Linked DNA regions of Homo sapiens: region 1 is linked to region 2. The links are chromatin loops, found by intact Hi-C in ENCODE. Cell type or tissue: left ventricle myocardium inferior. All regions are shown on one strand. Links, peaks and the distances in the headings refer to the core of each region. The heading gives the core; the rest is flanking DNA.

What was found. A loop is a pair of places that touch in the nucleus more often than their neighbours do. Peaks named below come from ENCODE experiments on the same cell type or tissue, not always from the same donor. Only the 100,000 strongest peaks of a DNase experiment are listed, where the experiment ranks them.
Region 1: it touches region 2 in a loop (6-fold over the local background); 93 of 110 quality-filtered maps call a loop at or near these places.

Annotation. Positions count from the first base shown.
Region 1 is chr12:119,401,234-119,409,568 of GRCh38, reverse strand. The region is part of intron 1 of CCDC60 (coiled-coil domain containing 60); the gene reads right to left. All of the region lies in intron 2 of PRKAB1-AS1 (PRKAB1, TMEM233 and CCDC60 antisense RNA 1), which reads left to right. Among named protein-coding and RNA genes, the nearest start is that of CCDC60, 71 kb to the right of the region's middle. In left ventricle myocardium inferior, for the core only: a CTCF peak has its summit at 3,742; no DNase peak of the experiment used is centred there; H3K27ac peaks cover 1,429 bases.
Region 2 is chr12:119,112,295-119,120,629 of GRCh38, reverse strand. SRRM4 (serine/arginine repetitive matrix 4) reads right to left here. Exons shown (of 13, transcript NM_194286.4): 3 at 6,266-6,352; 4 at 3,622-3,693; 5 at 354-380. It overlaps LOC105370021 (a long non-coding RNA gene), which reads left to right. Exons shown (of 3, transcript XR_945429.3): 2 at 3,671-3,743. Among named protein-coding and RNA genes, the nearest start is that of HSPB8, 62 kb to the left of the region's middle. In left ventricle myocardium inferior, for the core only: CTCF peaks have their summits at 4,945 and 5,152 (motif pointing left); no DNase peak of the experiment used is centred there.

The DNA of each region.
Region 1 (8,335 bases), core at 81-8,080, 290 kb before region 2:
GTGAGGGCTGGAGTACATTTTGGGGACAATAAAGATGTCATTCATTAAGGTCTTGCTGCTGCCTAGTAGCTGCAATACCTCCTCTTCCTCATTGCAAGGGAGACCTTCAGTAGATAACCAGGCAACTTCCCAAGGTGTTACAGAAGTTCTTTTTGGCTGTCACAACTTGCTGGGGGTTGGGGGGTGGTGCATCTAGTAAGTAGATGCCCATGATGCTGCTAAACATCCTACAATATACAGGACAGTCCTTCTTCCCCCACAAAGCCGTATCAGCTCCAAACTTTCAAGAGTGCTGAGGTTGAGCAACACTGTTGCTAAGACAAGAGCTGTGTTTTTATTTTGCCTGGAGATCCCGGGGCACCCAGCACCCAGGTTGGCGATGATCAGGATCTAGGTTTTGCTTTCCCCTACACCGGAGTCTGTGGTAGGCAGCCTCTTAAGATATCCCCCATGATACCCACCTCCTGGTACTCACACTCTTGTATAATCTCCTCCCCTGGAGGTTGGGCTGAACCTAGTAACTCACTTCTAATGACTAGAACATGGCAAAAGTGATGCAATGTCCCTTCTGAGATGAGGTTACAGGATAAACATGGCTTCTGTCTTGGGCACCTGCTCTTGATCTGGGGAAAACCAGCTTCCAAGTTGTGAGCTTCTCTTTGGGAGAGGTCCACATAGCAAGAAACTTATTAGGTTGGTGCCAATGTCATTGCGGTTATTGCTATTACTCTTTGTTTTTTTTTTGAGACGGAGTCTCGCTCTGTCACCCAGGCTGGAGTGCAGTGGCCTGATCTCGGCTCACTGCAAGCTCTGCCTCCAGGTTCACACCATTCTCCTGCCTCAGCCTCCCAAGTAGCTGGGACTACAGGCGCCCGCCACCACGCCTGGCTAATTTTTTGTATTTTTTTTAGTAGAGACAGGGTTTCACCGTGTTAGCCAGGATGGTTTCGATCTCCTGACCTCGTGATCCACCCACCTCGGCCTCCCAAAGTGCTGAGATTACAGGTGTGAGCCACTGCGCCCAGCCCTTGCTATTACTTTTAAATGGCAGAAACCACAACTACGTTTGCACCAGCCTAATACATCTCTAGCCTACAGCCAGAAAGCACCTGATACCAGCCAATAGCCAAGTGTATGAGCTCAGGAGTGAGCCGTCTCCCTGTTGAGTCTTGAAATAACTGTAGGCCCAGCTGCCATCTTCAGTGTGGCCTCAGGAGATCCTGAAGCAGAGGCTCCCAGCTAAGCCATGCCTAGATTCCCGACCCACAGAGATTGTGAGATAATCAATGTTTGTTGCCTTAAGCTGCTAAGGTTTAGAGTAATTTGTCACATAGAAATATGTAACTGAAATACAGCTATACAGGAATAAACTCTCCACAAGAAACAGTTGATGATTTGGGTTACATAAACTCATTTACTTTCTCTTTAGGGGCTAGTCACAAAATTAATAGCTCTTCTTTGACTATAACAGTCTCCCCTATTGGCAAGAAAAATGTGTTGGTCTGTTTCAGGGTGTGAGCCATTAGCTGGCTCCCATATGCATTTAAAAAAAACCTTTTTATTTCTAATAAAATAAAGCAGAGAAAACCTTTTTATTTTTAATTTAATTTAATTTTTTGTCCACGGCCTGGGCATGACTTGGTTGTAAACAAGATCATTCCATAACTGAACTACCACAGGAGACAGTAGATTGTAGTATTGAAAAGCACAGACTTAATCAGACAGACTTGGTTTTAAATCCCAGCTCTGCCATTTGCTAACTGTTTGGGCAAGAGCCATAAGAAATACACCTTCTGGAGTGCCCATTTTATGGGTTAAAAAAAAGCCACTACCAAGGCATGGAGGGGCAGAGTGACTGCATATAACTACAGGGTCAGGAAATGAACCCAGTGGTGATCATTAAGTGAAGAAACTACTGGGTCGTTTCCAAGGTAAGCAAGTAGAACAACAATCTCGGGCTTTCTTAATTGGTACATATGCATGCATGTGTGCTTGGATAGATACAACATATTTTTAGTAATTAATTAATTTATTTTTGAGACAGGGTCTTGCTCTGTCACCCAGACTGGAGTGCAGTGGCATGATCATAGCTCGCTGCAGTCTCGAACTCTCGGGCTCAAGTGATCCTCCTTCCTGAGGCTCCCAAGTAGCTGGGACCACAGGCACGTGCCACCATGCCTGGCTAATTAAATTTCTTTTTCTTTTCTTTTCTTTTCTTTTTTTTTGTAGAGGTGAGTTGTCACTATGTTGCCGAGGCTGATGTTGAACTCCTAGCCTCAAGTAATTGTCCCGCCTTGGCCTCCCAAAGTGCTGGGATTATAGGTGTGAGCCACAGTGCCTGGCCAGATACATCATCTTATAATTTTAATTTTCCTACTGCACTTGGCCACCTGGCTTCTAGTGTTATGCTCCATTTACGTACACACACCCCACCTGGATGGGACATTCATGCCAAGGGCAGTCAGAATATACCCCCCTATGGCCCTGGATGTCCCCTCGGTGTTCTCTGCTGACCCCACTGGCATTGTGGTGACTGTTCTGGCACCTCTCATGACAAGAAGATATTTGTCCTTAGCTGTCCCTAAAGTGGTATTTCCAGCCAGCGTGTTATGAACATTGAATGCTGTAAAGACTCACTGCTGATGAAGGAACTTTACAAACATGAAACCAAAATGCAGCCGTGATGCCTGTCACCATGTCTCAGTCCCTGGAGGAAGTAGAGAAACCCTAGTGTATTGCATCCTCTGGTGCTCTGGCTTCAGCCTGAGGATCAGTGGGGGTATGTAGGTAAGTGGGTGGGGCTGGAGCACCAAGACTTGGCTTATATTCATGAAGTAAAAAGAAAACCAAGCAGCTCCAATTTAAAACCTTTTTTTTTTTTTGCTATATTCAGCTTACCTTTTTATTATGTTTTGTATTCATATTTTAAACATATTCAAAACCACTGATTTAAGCAGCTATTCCTCTTACATTGTAAATGCTGTTTTCTCTCTCCTCCTCTGGATTCTAGCATTGCAATGTATGCGAGGAGTATGACCTTGTCACATTGTGTTTTTGGTTTCAGGCACAATGCCAAACAAAGAGTGGCTTCTTGGCAGTTATTTGTTCAGTGAGTGGATGAAGGGATGAAAATAAAACTTCAATATGTGTTGATTTTTCAACTTTTAGACAACTCAGAGACAAAGCCTGGGAAACTGAATTATGGGTATGGAATGTGAATGCTATTGATCTTGACAATGTAAAAATAGTAATAAAGACGCAAGGGGAGCTGATGAGACCCTCATCTCTTCCACAAAGTAAGGAGTCAAAGACGCTGTCTAGGGTGAATGAGGCAAGAAGACCCCAACTCTCTCTCTCTCTCTCTATATATATATATCTATATATATATATATTTTTTGAGACAGAGTTTCCCTCTTGTTGCCCAGGCTGGAGTGCAATGGCACGATCTCTGCTCACCACAATCTCTGCCTCCCGGGTTCAAGCGATTCTCCTGCCTCAGCCTCCTGAATAGCTGGGATTACAGGCATGTGCCACCACTCCCAGCTAATTTTGTATTTTTAGTAAGGGCGGAGTTTCTCTATGTTGGTCAGGCTGGTCTCGAACTCCTGATCTCTGGGGATCCGCCTGCCTTGGCCTCCCAAAGTGCTGGGATTACAGGCGTGAGCCACCACACCCAGCCTCATCTATATTTTTTAATTACAGAATTAACCACTAGGGGAGCTGAAGGTAAGGCTACTTTTGGAGGGTGGGAGTTAGGGGTGGGGAGTGGTGTGGGGATGCGGTAACTAGATCCTCATCTTTCACAGCAGAAAATTATTCAAGTTTTAAATGCATAAACTAAGAAATACACGTAAAACTTATATAATTTAGAGGCACGGGTCATTGGAGGAAGTAGCAAAAAGTGTTAGACACGGCTGCCCTGAGGGATGGCATCAAGGATGAGAAGAGGGCAGGGAAGAGGGACTCCTGCTTTACAGCAGAAGATTTTTGATGATATTTGTTTTTGGTTTTTTTTAAATCTGAGAATGTTTTACATTAATTTTCTAAAAACTAACAGAGTTTGAGAGCCCTAGTTGGAGTTAAAATACAGAGCCCGACTTTGTTACCGTGAAAATCAACAAGCACAACAAGCCTTGTAATATCCATGCTCATTTCAGAGTCAAGACAAAATTAATTTGGAAAAGAAAATACAGCCGGGGAACAGAGTTAGCAACCTCAGGAAATTCAAGGAAATGTAATTGAGTAAGAATTATCTCCTTAATTACTTATGACCAAATCAATAACAACGCTGGATGAGAAACCGCAGTTGCCACCAATGAGGATCAAGTCGCTGAGAAACCAATTGGGGTTCAGGCTTGTTTGAAAAGCAAAACACCTTCCTCTTGGTTGTTAGCAAACACGGTTCCTGGGGGTGTGCACGGAGACAGGAGAAGGCTGCAGTTTGCAGCCTGGGGTGGAGAAATGAGCTGAACTTGCTTATTATTTTCAAACGTGAAAGCCTGAATAGAGGAGCTCCTTTCTCCAAAGAGGAGCAAGCATGGATGCCCTTGATGATGTCAAATGCTCATTTTCATGCTTTCCTGGGGTTAATCAGAGACCCAAGCAGGTTCATCATGCAAATTAGAAGGAGGTGAGCCAAGTGCCTCAAAGGTAGGTGAGGGAGCATTTTTGTTTGCAGATCACAAGCTTTTTGTGGGAACTGCAAAGATTTCTTTCAAACCATCTCCATGTGCCTTTGGGGAGGGAGTGGTGAGGATCTTTGTCTCTAAGGGGCCCTGCTGGGCACGACCCTCTAGATCTGTCATGGTTTTGGAGCTGGGTTAAGATCTTATCTAGAGCTGAGATTCAAGAGTGCCCTATCTGCCTAACCTCTGACAGACCTACCTGTCCTCATCCCTGTTGGGGTCTTTGGCAACTAACCAGGACCTTCTCAAGTCCATCTCACACTTGGTGCCTTGCTCCTTGCTCTTCTGACCTGTGGACTTGTCAATAAATCATCCTCACTGTCCAGATATTTCTCCATTCAAAAAGGTCTTCCTGAGCCCCTCTGGGGGTCCCAGCTCAGAGCTAGGAAACACACACCCACCCCCAAACTCCCTCTCAGGGTCTCATTGATGGCAGGGTGGTGGGGGGGAGGTAGGCAGATAATTAAGCAGTTATGATATCATATGATGTAGCTGTGGTGGGAGTGAGGGAGCTGGAGGTGTGAGCACACAACTGACCCAGCAAGGGTGGAGGACAGTCAGAAGGATAAACAAAATGACTTTTTATTTTTTTTGGAGACAGAATCTCACTCTGTCAACCAGGCTGGAGTGCAGTGGCGTGATCTTGGCTCACTGCAATCTCAGCCTCCCGGGTTCAAGTGATTCTCCTGCCTCAGCCTCCCAAGTAGCTGAGATTACAGGCATATGCAACCATGCCCAGCTAACTTTTTTGTATTTTTAGTAGAGACAGAGTTTCGCCATGTTGGCCAGGCTGTTCTCGAACTCCTGACCTCAAGTGATCTGCCCACCTCGGCCTCCAAAAGTGCTGGGATTCTAGGCATGAGCCACTGTGCCCGGCCTAAAGGAAATGACTTCTGAGTACAGTTCTAAAGGATGAGGAATGATTAGTATGTGAGGTGATGGATATGTTAATTAGCTTGATTCAATCATCCCACAATGTATACATACATCAAAACATCACGTTGTATGCCATAAATATATACAATTTTTCATTTTTCAATTGAAAAAATAAATAAAAGAAGAGGAAGGAGGAAGATGTGCCAGGCAGAGGGGACAGCATTTGCAAAGATCGGGATGGAGGTGAGTGAGAACTTGATAGTGAAGGTGGCTCAGTCCAGCTGGAGCATAGCAATAGGGTTGGTGGAGGGGAGGGGTGAGGAACAAGGGAGCGGTAGAAAGGGCCAGTCATGATCGTGACAGCAGCTGGGATCTGGGATTTTATGCAGAGGGCACAGGGGGAAGATGGGGCTGAGGGGTTTGAGTGTGGCTGCTGGGACTCTCCCCAGGCCACTGTGATTGGGAGTGGGACACCAATTTGTAGCTGGGTGATTAAAGCCCAATGTTATGCTCTTGGACTGCAAGCCCAGGAAATCTGCAACTTGGTGATTAAAGCTCGACGTTATGCTCCTAGACTCCAAGCCCAGGAAATCTGCAGACTGGCAGCTAGACGGTACTAGTTTCCTCCCAGGCATAGATGCTCCAGTCAACTCCCCATGGGAGCCTTCCTCTCTCACCTTCCATCCATGTGGCTTCGGAGGTGAACACGGGATGCAGGCCCAGCCAATCAAAATATTCCACCTCCCTGGCTGCAGGGAGGATCTTATTTTTTCATGAGTCTGAGACCCAAAGAAAAACCAAGGTATTTAGTCTCAGGACATTTGCTGCTGCTCTTGGGAAAGAGAAGATCTCTTTCTGCTGGGGTTGCTCCCATGGAAGAATGTGAGCCTAGAGCTCTTGGCGACTATCTTGGCCATCAACTTGGTAAAGCCTGCCTGAGAATGAAGGCAACACAGAAGAAAGAAGAGTATGTATCTGGAGATAATGTTCGAACACTTGGAACTCATTATTCCTAAAGCTAGGTTTATTTGTGGACTTTTTGTTAATCTTAGATAATTAGTTTTCTCTTTTGCGTAGGCCACATTGAATTGGGGTTTTCTATCATTTGCAACTAGCAGGATCTTGATTTGACCACAATTTTGTTAGCATATTGCAAATATTTTTGTCAAGACAACCCCAAACTACACCCCTGGAGAGTTACACTAGTTCTCTGTGGCTAAACCAAAATCCATGGGAGATCTTTCATTTAAAAATTATCAGAGATCATCAGCGTTGAGAGATTACCCAACACAACACCTCCATCACATGACAGACACACTAAAAACAGCTGCCATTTACCTACTAAGTGTCTAAGTGCATACTATGTGCTACCCACTTAGTTTTACACATATTATTTCCATTTACCCTTGCAATATATTTTGTGGGATAGGACTGCTATTATCTCCATTTTACAGATGAGAAAACAGGTCCAGAGAGGTTAATTTCCAGTTACATGACAGAGTAAGGAACAGAGGTGGGGTTCAAACACAAACTGCACTTTGGCTCCAAAGCTTGTACTCTCTCTGCTTCACCAACAGATGTGCAATCTAAGACTCAGAGAAGCTGGAGAATTTTCCTAACGTCACACAGCAAAGGAATGGAAGACTCAGGACAAGAATACACGATCCTCTCCTTCCAACATGTCACCCAGCAGGTGCAATAAGTCAAAGGGCAGGGTATGGGATTTGGAGTCATACAGACCTGAGTTCACCAGCCAGGGTCTTTGGCAGATAAGATTACTCTTTGAGCCTCAGTTTCCTTGTGTGCAAGGTGAGAATAATCACAAAGCCTACTTCATAGGCTTGTGATGGAGAATCAACACAACATCACATGCAGGCCCAGCCAATCAGAATATTCCACCTCCCTGGCTGCAGGGAGATCTTATTTTTTCATGAGTCTGAGGAAGGAACATGAGGCTGCACCTCCAGTGATGGACGTGATGTGTGTATAAAGTTCTTAGGACAGAGCCAGGTTTATGGGGGCTCTCAATAAATGTTAATTGTGAATGTAATTGTTACAATTAATAAGCTGTGCTGTTAATGAAGGTATAAAATGCAGGTGATCTGCCACATGACCACAGGCTAGTTGCTGAATTACAGCGGCCATTGGTCCCACTGGTAAAATAGGGTTATTATCTGCCTTTTGCTCATGACACCAGGGCGTTACAAGAATTAATTAGCAGCTTTACAATGTACTGTGCACTTTGATGCTCTATAAACAGAGAAATGTGATGGTTGAATATTTGTATGATATCCATTATTGAGGATATCTTGAATTGGTTTACTGATGTTAAAATAAATTCAACCTTCCAAAAGTGGATAAATCTATCTGAGTCAAACAAAAGAAGACTGGGTTTTAATTATCTGCCAACACCTTAGAAACCTACAACAACTGGACATCTGGACATCCATAGGCTGAGCTCAATGCCCTTGTCTTGAACGTAGAAAGAGATGCTGAGATTGTCGGGCTGTCTCTTCCTCTAGATCTGAGCTCCTTCGGGGCCAAGATTGCGTCTTGTCTTGCAGTAGATCCCCAGCCTTGAGTACAGGATTTGATACGCAGCAAGTGCTGGATAAATGCTTGATGAATGAAAGGATGGATGGATGGACAGATGGATGGACAGTTGGATGGATGAATGGGATCCTGAACCTCTTGGTGATAGGAGATTAGATGGGTCTGGTCTCAAATGCTTGTGCCAAAGTAGATGGGGAGTCACATCAGGTATTGGAAGAGAA
Region 2 (8,335 bases), core at 205-8,204:
CCTGTTCCTTGGCCAGATCTGGGAAGGTTTTGGTGGTGTGACAGGACTGTTTCCCTATGTGCCCCAGTTCAAGATTCCAACCAGTGGCAGGGGTAGTAATGAGACATTCTGGGGTCGAGACATCGATAGGGCTGGTCCAAGATCAACCCCCTGGCCTGATGGAAGTCAAAAGCTGGCTTGGAATACTCAGAAAAAACAGCCCAGACCTTCATTTTGGAGGAAACTGAGGCCCAGGAAGATGAAGGGGTCATGCCTAAGAGCACAGATGGAAACTGAGGGCTGACCTAGAAGCTGCCCCAAGCTGGCTGAGAAAGCAGAAAATTGAACAGGCAGTCAGAGAACAAGAGTCTTACCTGTGCCTTCTCTTCTTGGAGAATGACCTGAAAAGAAAGAAAGAAAAAAAATGAAAAGAAGAATCAAAGAAAAAAAAGGCAGAGAAAGAGAGGGAGAGAGAGAGAGATGGAGAGAGGGAGAGAAGGAGAGAAAGGAGGAAGGAAGAAAGGGAGGGATGGTGAAGGAAGGGAGGGAGGGGAAAACGTAAATATAGGTGAGTTTGAAAGTTTTTTTTTTTCCTGGTATGAAGGTATCAGCATGTTTGTGATCACGCTACAGGGGGTCGGGACACCTAGCTAATCCTCCTCCTCTCTTAGATTTCAGAGACTATGAAAATTGTATGGGAGATACTGGTTTGATTCTGAATTTCCAGATCAAAGCCTACCGGTGCTCCAATCCTCCCCCAAAACTGTCAGTAAATCTGTCCTGGATGAGGCTGGATAAGGAGAACGTAGAGAGAGTCTTCTGCCTTTCCCCTCCTCCATTCTCCATCTCATCTTCTCTCTCCCTTGTTGTGCATTCCTCCTCCTCCTCATCCTCATCATCACCGTCATCATCATGAGACAGCCAGCTTCCACATGTGGAACTCTTACTGTGTGCCAGGTTCTGTACTTAGCACCTGTCACGTACAATCTCATTCAATCTTCCCCAAGCCCTGTGGAGTACTATTAACAACCATTTTACAAAAACACTGACGATCAGAGAAGTTGATTAAGTTGCTCAGAGTCAAACAGCATCACCCATGTAGCTTCTTCTCATTCTTCAGTGCTCCAGTTGGAGGCCGTCTTCTCCTTGTAACATTTTCTGAGTCCCTCAGGCTGGTTGGATGCCTCCTGTCTACTCCCCCAAGCTCTGGGTGAGCCTCTGAGCTTATCATCATCAGGGTACAGACTTCTCCATATTAGAATGATCGATTTTCCCCACTAGAATGTGAGAATTGGAGGGCAGGGACTGGGTTTTGGTTTCTTTTCTGGGACTCAGAATCCTCATTCATGATACATAATGGGTGTTCAATAAATAGATGTGAAAAATCATTTTTTAAAAATTTTAATTTTTATTCTAAGTTCTGGGGTACATACGCAGGATGTGCTGGTTTGCTACATGTAATGTGTGCCATGGTGGTTTGCTGCACCTATCAACCCATCACCTAGGTATTAAGTGCAGCATGCATTAGCTAGAAAAATGAAAAATTTTTAAAAACTCAGAAGCCTTGCTAACTGAGGAGAGACAAAAAAAAAAAAAAAAATCTCAGTGCTTTCGCTACCCCTAGGTCCCATCTCCAAAAGTGTCAGCTATCATTCACCAAACATTTCAAGAGCCTGGAGAGGCTGGACCAGGAGTAGGATGGTGCTCGGGAGGTCAGGGTTTGGGAAGGAATAGCAACAGAATTTCCCCTCCTAATCATCTCCCTCATATGAACCCCCTACTCTGTAAAGCTCTAAGACCTGGGCTGACCGGGCAGGAAAAGCCTGTTTCTGACTGTCTGTCAGTGTCTTTCTCATGAGAAGGAATCTGTGAGTGAGAAGCCACTTGGCTTCCAGAGCCCAAATATGGGAAAGTTGTTCTCCCTTCCCCCAGCGAACCCCCAAATTGGGAGGAGCTGCTCAGCAAAGGGAGGTGATAAGGTGGCCATCTAGAATCATAAGTGTGGGCCATTGCCTCTACAAAGGACTCCACTTGGGGAAAGATTGCTGACACCAAATTAACAACATTTCACTAATTAGTTTGCCCATGCCTTGTAGTAAACACAAACTCAGATAACATCAGTCAGGAAGTCTGGGCAGGTGGTTGACATAACCAGTGAGAGCCAACTGAGTTTGAGGCCACTCTAGCAACCAGCACTGAGATGTGGTCATATCCCTGGATTGGGAAAAGCCACACTGGTGCAACTTTGAACTGGACTTGAGATGCAGGGGGAAGCCCCAAACAACCTCTTACCTCTCATTCATTCTGTTGTTAATTGCACAAGTAATCTACAATTGATGTAGGAAAATTGGATGATACGGATAAGCAAAAGTAATATATAAATCACTCTTTTCCCATTATCCGCAGCTCACTACAGCAAATAACTTGTATAGGGAGCTTCAAACTTCCTGCCTCCAGGGGCCAAGCAGGCTTTGTAAGTGGGTAGAGCAGGCTGGACAGGTCCTAAGGCCAACTGGAGCACTCTGTCTAAATGCTTGGCAACTCCTCAGCTCCAGGGGATGGTTGCTCGTGGGAAAATAGGCCCAGAGAAGACAGACCTTCTGACTCTACAGAGGAACTAGAAAACTGTATTTCTGTATTGCAGAATCTTCCAATTATAAAGTGTTGGTTTGGGCCATAAACCACAAACCTGAGCCCTCTGTTGTATATCCTTTGTTTGTTTGTTTGTTTGTTTGTTTTTTAGACAGAGTCTCACTCTGCTGCCAGGCTGGAGTGCAATGGAGCGATCTCGGCTCACTGCAACCTCTGACTCCCCGGTTCAAGTGATTCTTCTGCCTCAGCGTCCCAAATAGCTGGGATTACAGGCACGTGCCACCACACCTGGCTAATTTTTGTATTTTTAGTAGAGACTGGGTTTCACCATGTTGGCCAGGATGGTCTCGACCTCCTGACCTCGTGATCTGCCCACCTTGGTCTCCCAAAGTGCCAGGACTACAGTATCCTTTTAGTCTTTTCCTTCCCCTGTAAACATACACGTGTGTGTGTGTGTGTGTGCACAGTGAACACCAGGAACATGGGCCCAGTTCATGATGCGCTGTAACTACCGTCACTGCATCCCCATGCACCAGCATGGGAAATCTCAGCACAGCCATGTTTTTCAACATGATCTCATTCTCTAGCATGCAATGGACTGACAAGAGGGGCATTTCCTTGGGAATTTGGAATAAGGAACAAGACAGAGAGATTCAGTGTCTCCTTGCAACTTGGCCTGCAACATGGAGAGATGGGGCAGGGTGCAGCCATGTCCCTCATGGGGACCAGGAGACAGCGGGCACTTCAGGTCCCAGGTGGGTCCTGTCAGCTTTCCACTCCTTGTTCTAGCCCCTTGCTCAGGCCTGGCTGGTCCCTGAGTCACTCCTGCTTCTTTATAATCAAGTCCTCCTCTGGCCTCAGTTAGCATGTGTGGACCTCTAGTCTTCGCAGCCACAGTCCCAGCTTACACAAGACACAAATACGTAAAAAGACATAGATAATTGTTTTACATAAATGACATGATATGCTTCCAGATGACCTTTTAGTGCCATCAACTGTCCTCCCCACCCCACCTGGGGAGGTCTTGTTTGCAGAGAAAAAGGACAATACCTGCGTCGCTTGTGTTTCTTGGAACTTTTCTTCTTCTTTTTCTTGACAGGCGATGGGCTATAGGATGAGGACCTGCCAGGGCCAAGAAGACACATTTCAGAAGGAGGCTCTTAAAGGCCAAGGTTGGTTTCAAAAAGAACCTTCCCCAGTCCTTATACAGGGTTTTAGCTCTTGCAGGAACACACATCAAAGATAATATCCATGCTGATACTAGCTTGCATTTGTAAGCAATTTTTAATTGCTCACAAATTTAATTTTACTTTTCATTTGATTTTAATTTTTAACAAGTTAATGTAAACCATTACCTTGTGTTTTGTAAGCATTATCTCATTCAATCCTTTCACACACTTCTTAGGTAGGTACAATTGCTACCCTCCCTTTTCAGACAAAGAAAATGAAGTTCAGAGAGGTGAAGTGACCGGCCTAAAGACACACAGCTAGGAAGTAGATGAGCTGGGATCCCACTGGTTTTTGCTCTCAGTCACCATAGCACCTCACAGCTGCCTGCCTGGTCAAGCTGGAAAGGCTTCCTTCTGTCTGCTGTTCTCCCTTCAAGCTGCAACCCTCCTCTCAAAGTCTCAGGGTTTCTCCTTTGCCCCATCCTTTGTCTCCCTGGTAAGACTGAGCCCCTGAAGGATATCTTGCCAGGCTGCGGCTGCACGGATAGTGCCATCAAAGTGTTACCTGAGCAACAGAGCTACTCTGAGTCCATGGTGATGACTCAAGACTGAGGCTCAGGTGACCTAAGTTCCAATCTTGACTACTACCAACTCACAGAGCCACCTTGGGCATGTCAAGGCTCATCTCTAAGTCTCTTATTTCCCCGCTGACAAAAGACCAGGGTTGAAACAGATGAGAGGTTACAAATTCAATGCTAACAGGGCCCTCTCAGGTAACATGAATGGATGAAGCAGGCTGGGTGGAAGACAGTAGGGAGTAGTGGGGACTGTGGGGGAACCAGAGAGGTTCTGGCTGGAGGGGAGTCTGCTTCTCAGATTAGCCGAAGATCCTGTGTAGGAATTCAGGTCTGGGCTTCTACAGCACCTGCCTTTTCTAAAGGAGCCTCCAAAACTCCACATTTTCATATGAAATCTCCCGATTTGGAAATGTTGACCACCAATTAAAAAAAAAATCAAATCACTTTGCAGGTCAAACAAAACATGTCTGCAGAAGGGAATGGCTGAGAAACAATTCAGCCTTCAAGGAATCATAACATTTGTCCCCAGACACATGCTCAGTGAATATTCACTGGATGAACGAGTCAATTAGTGAATCTTAATATCTGAGGTTTCCTTTTTTAGAGTATTCTCTGGCCCACCCCTCAAATTAGGAAATCCAAAGCACTTGCCTCAATTTCATCTCCTACCCTACAATGGCTAGGACTCAGAGTCTTCATCCATATTTCCCCCTGGCTCCTCTTTGAGCCTGTCCTTTTAGAATGAGGCTAAGGGGTGTCTGTGAAACAAGGTTCCAGAAAACCTGGAGTTGAAGCCCAAGTCATCAGATGCTGCTCTCTGCTGCCCCCTACAGGTTTCTATAAATACTGCCTCAGAAGTTTGCTGTGATTCTCAGTTGGCAGCCTTAAGGGTTAATTTAAGCCTGCCCCTCTGGAGTTGGCACACTAGAGATGCTTTCAGTCTAGTTAGTGGCAGCCTACAAGCAAATCTGGAAATCATTTTAAATATAAAAAAATTTTAAAGGAATTGGACGTAGAAAAAATGCATAGGATACCAAAGAGTCAATAGCTGGCAAACAAACAAACAGCACCCCTCCCCTCCAACACCCACCTATTATCCTAGATATTGAACTAGTTAGGTGGGCGTCGTAGAACCAACTGAGAACCTGGCGTCAAGCCCCTGTAGATCCTGTCACCACCTCTGTGAGCCTTTATTTTCTCATCTCTAAAATGGGAATAATAATGCTTTCCTGGTAGACAATGGTCAGGGATAAAAGAGATAATGAAGACCACGGTGCCTAGTCTAGTCCTCTGCATCTAGTAAGCTCTCAAAAAATAATTCAATATTCATGCTAAAGACTATGCTTCCGGCCAGGCGCGGTGGTTCACGCTTGTAACCCCAGCACTTTGGAAGGCCGAGGCAGGCGGATCACAAGGTCAGGAGATGGAGACCATCCTGGCTAACACAGTGAAATTCTGTCTCTACTAAAAATACAAAAAATTAGCCTGGCGTGGTGGCGGGCGCCTGTAGTCACAGCTACTCGGGAGGCTGAGGCAGGAGAATGGAGTGAACCTGGGAGGCGGAGATTGCAGGGAGCCGAGATCATGCCAGTGCACTCCAGCCTGGGTGACAGAGCGAGACTCCGTCTCAAAAAAAAAAAAAAAAAAAAAAGACTATGCTTCCTATTAATTAGTCATTTACCATGTGCCAGGTACTGTGACAGCCGCTTCCACATTAATTTTTCATGTAATTTTCATGAAATCTCAAAAGGTAGATATTATCACCATTTTGGAGAAGTATAATAAAAACAGGAACAGAGATGTAAAGTGACTTGCCCAAGGTCACACAGCTAGTTAAGCATCAGAGAGGGGATTTGAACCCAAGAGGGAGCCACTGTCTGACTTTGAAACCCATATTTTGTCCCTGCCTGCATCTTACAGGTTTTATCTCCCTCTTGGTGCTCTTACCTCCTTCTCTTCTTCCGAGTGGATTTCTTCTTTTTCTTCTTTCCCCTGGAGGAAGGTGGTGGTGTCAAGTCTTTGTCATGAGAGGCACTGTGAGGAGCAAAGAGAGGAGCATTAGATAACTCATGGTTCCCCAACTCCCCAACCAGAGCTGGTGCAGCCAGGGAAGGACCCAGGTCCTTGGATGATCAAGGACCTATAGCCAGTGCCTCATTACCACCTCATGGCTGATTGGGTCACACTTCAGACTAAGTACCTAAATAAGGACTTAATGCCGAGTTAATGAGACAGACGTTGTACGTTACCCAAACACCAACTGATTATTAAAAACAGAGTTATAGAGGTTAACTACTCCTAAATAGATTTATTATTGAATTTGCAAATGGCTTGCCTTGGTAAATAAATCACTTTTTAAATAACTCATCAGCCGTTCAGCCCCCTCCCTCCCCAATATATCGTGTCCGTAGTTCCTGCTGGAAATTTAATAGCAGGCGGAAGGTATGTTAAGTAGCAGCTGATTATTAAAAGTATATTTGCCAAGGTCTAATGTAACGAGATACGTATCTTATATTGCCTCGCAGAACCTCAAAAACCTCCGCTCTTCAAGAATAATTATTTCCTGTTCAATTAAATTCAAATGCTGAGGCTGCAGTTAAATGAAGTCAAGTTATCTTCTTTTATAATTGGGGCAGGCTCCAGGGATTTTTTTAAAAACACTATCCCATGGCAAAGGAAGATGGTTTTAGATGAAAAACTGCTTGGGAATTGGAACATGCCAACCTAGTGGAACCTCAAGGGGAAAACATAATCTTACTACTAATATTGTCATTATTTCAGCAGTGACACAACTAGCATTTATGCGCTTGTTATGTGCCAAGTTTTTTTATATATTGGGATACAAACACTTTGAGAATGGTATGACTTTTACTGTCTTGAGCCTCAGAAAGGTTAATTAACTTGCTGATGGCTAGACAATTAGAATGTGTCCAGGCTAGGATTTGAATCAAGGCCTGTGTGATTCCTACCCTGAGATTTTCCCCACAAAACCAGCTGCCTTCTCAAACTTGTTTGTGTGGCCAATCATCTGGAAATTACCCAACTTTTTATAGAATATCATAAAGTACTGCTGTATTTAATTCCATTTTAAGAATCTGGATCATTGTGGTTAGTAGAAAGAATGATAAAATGGTTAGAATATATGCCAGGGTCTCTATCTTCAGCAAATAAGAATCATATAGCTATATTTATAATATTTTCAAGAGAGCCACTTTTTAAAAATTATCAGATGTCATTTTATTTAAACAGCTGGAGGAGAGACTATTTATATTATTGAGCTTTTCTACTAATTTGCTTTCCTGAATGTGGAACTTTTGATGTGCTGTTTTTTTTTAATTTTAATTTTAAATTTGTACATTCCGGGCTACATTTGCAGGATGTGCAGGTTTGTTACATAGATAAATGTGTGCCATGGTGGTTTGCTGCACCTATCAACCCGTCACCTAGGTATTAAGCCCAGCATGCATTTGCTCTTTTCCCTAATGCTCTTCCTCAGCCACCACTCTCCCCCAACAGGCCCCAGTGTGTGATGTTCCCCTTCCTGTGTCCATGTGTTCTCAATGTTCAGCTCCCACTTATAAGTGAGATCATGCAGTATTTGGTTTTCTGTTCTTGCATTGGTTTGCAGAGGATAATAGCTTCCAGCTTCATCCTTGTGCCTGCAAAGGACAGGATCTTGTTCATAGTATGGAATACTGCATAGTATTCCATGGTATATGTATACCACATTTTCTTTATCCAGCCTATCATTGATGGGCATTTGGGTTCATTTCATGTCTTTGCTATTGTGAATAGTGCTGCAATGAACATATGCGTGCATGTATCTTTATAATAGAATGACATATATTCATTCCTTTGGGTATATACCCAGTAATGGGATTGCTGGGTCAAATGGTATTTCTGGTTCTAGGTCTTTGAGGAACCACCATCTTCCACAATGGTTGAACTAATTTACATTCCCACTAATAGTGTAAAAGCATTCCTATTTCTGTACAACCTCACCAGCATCTGTTGTTT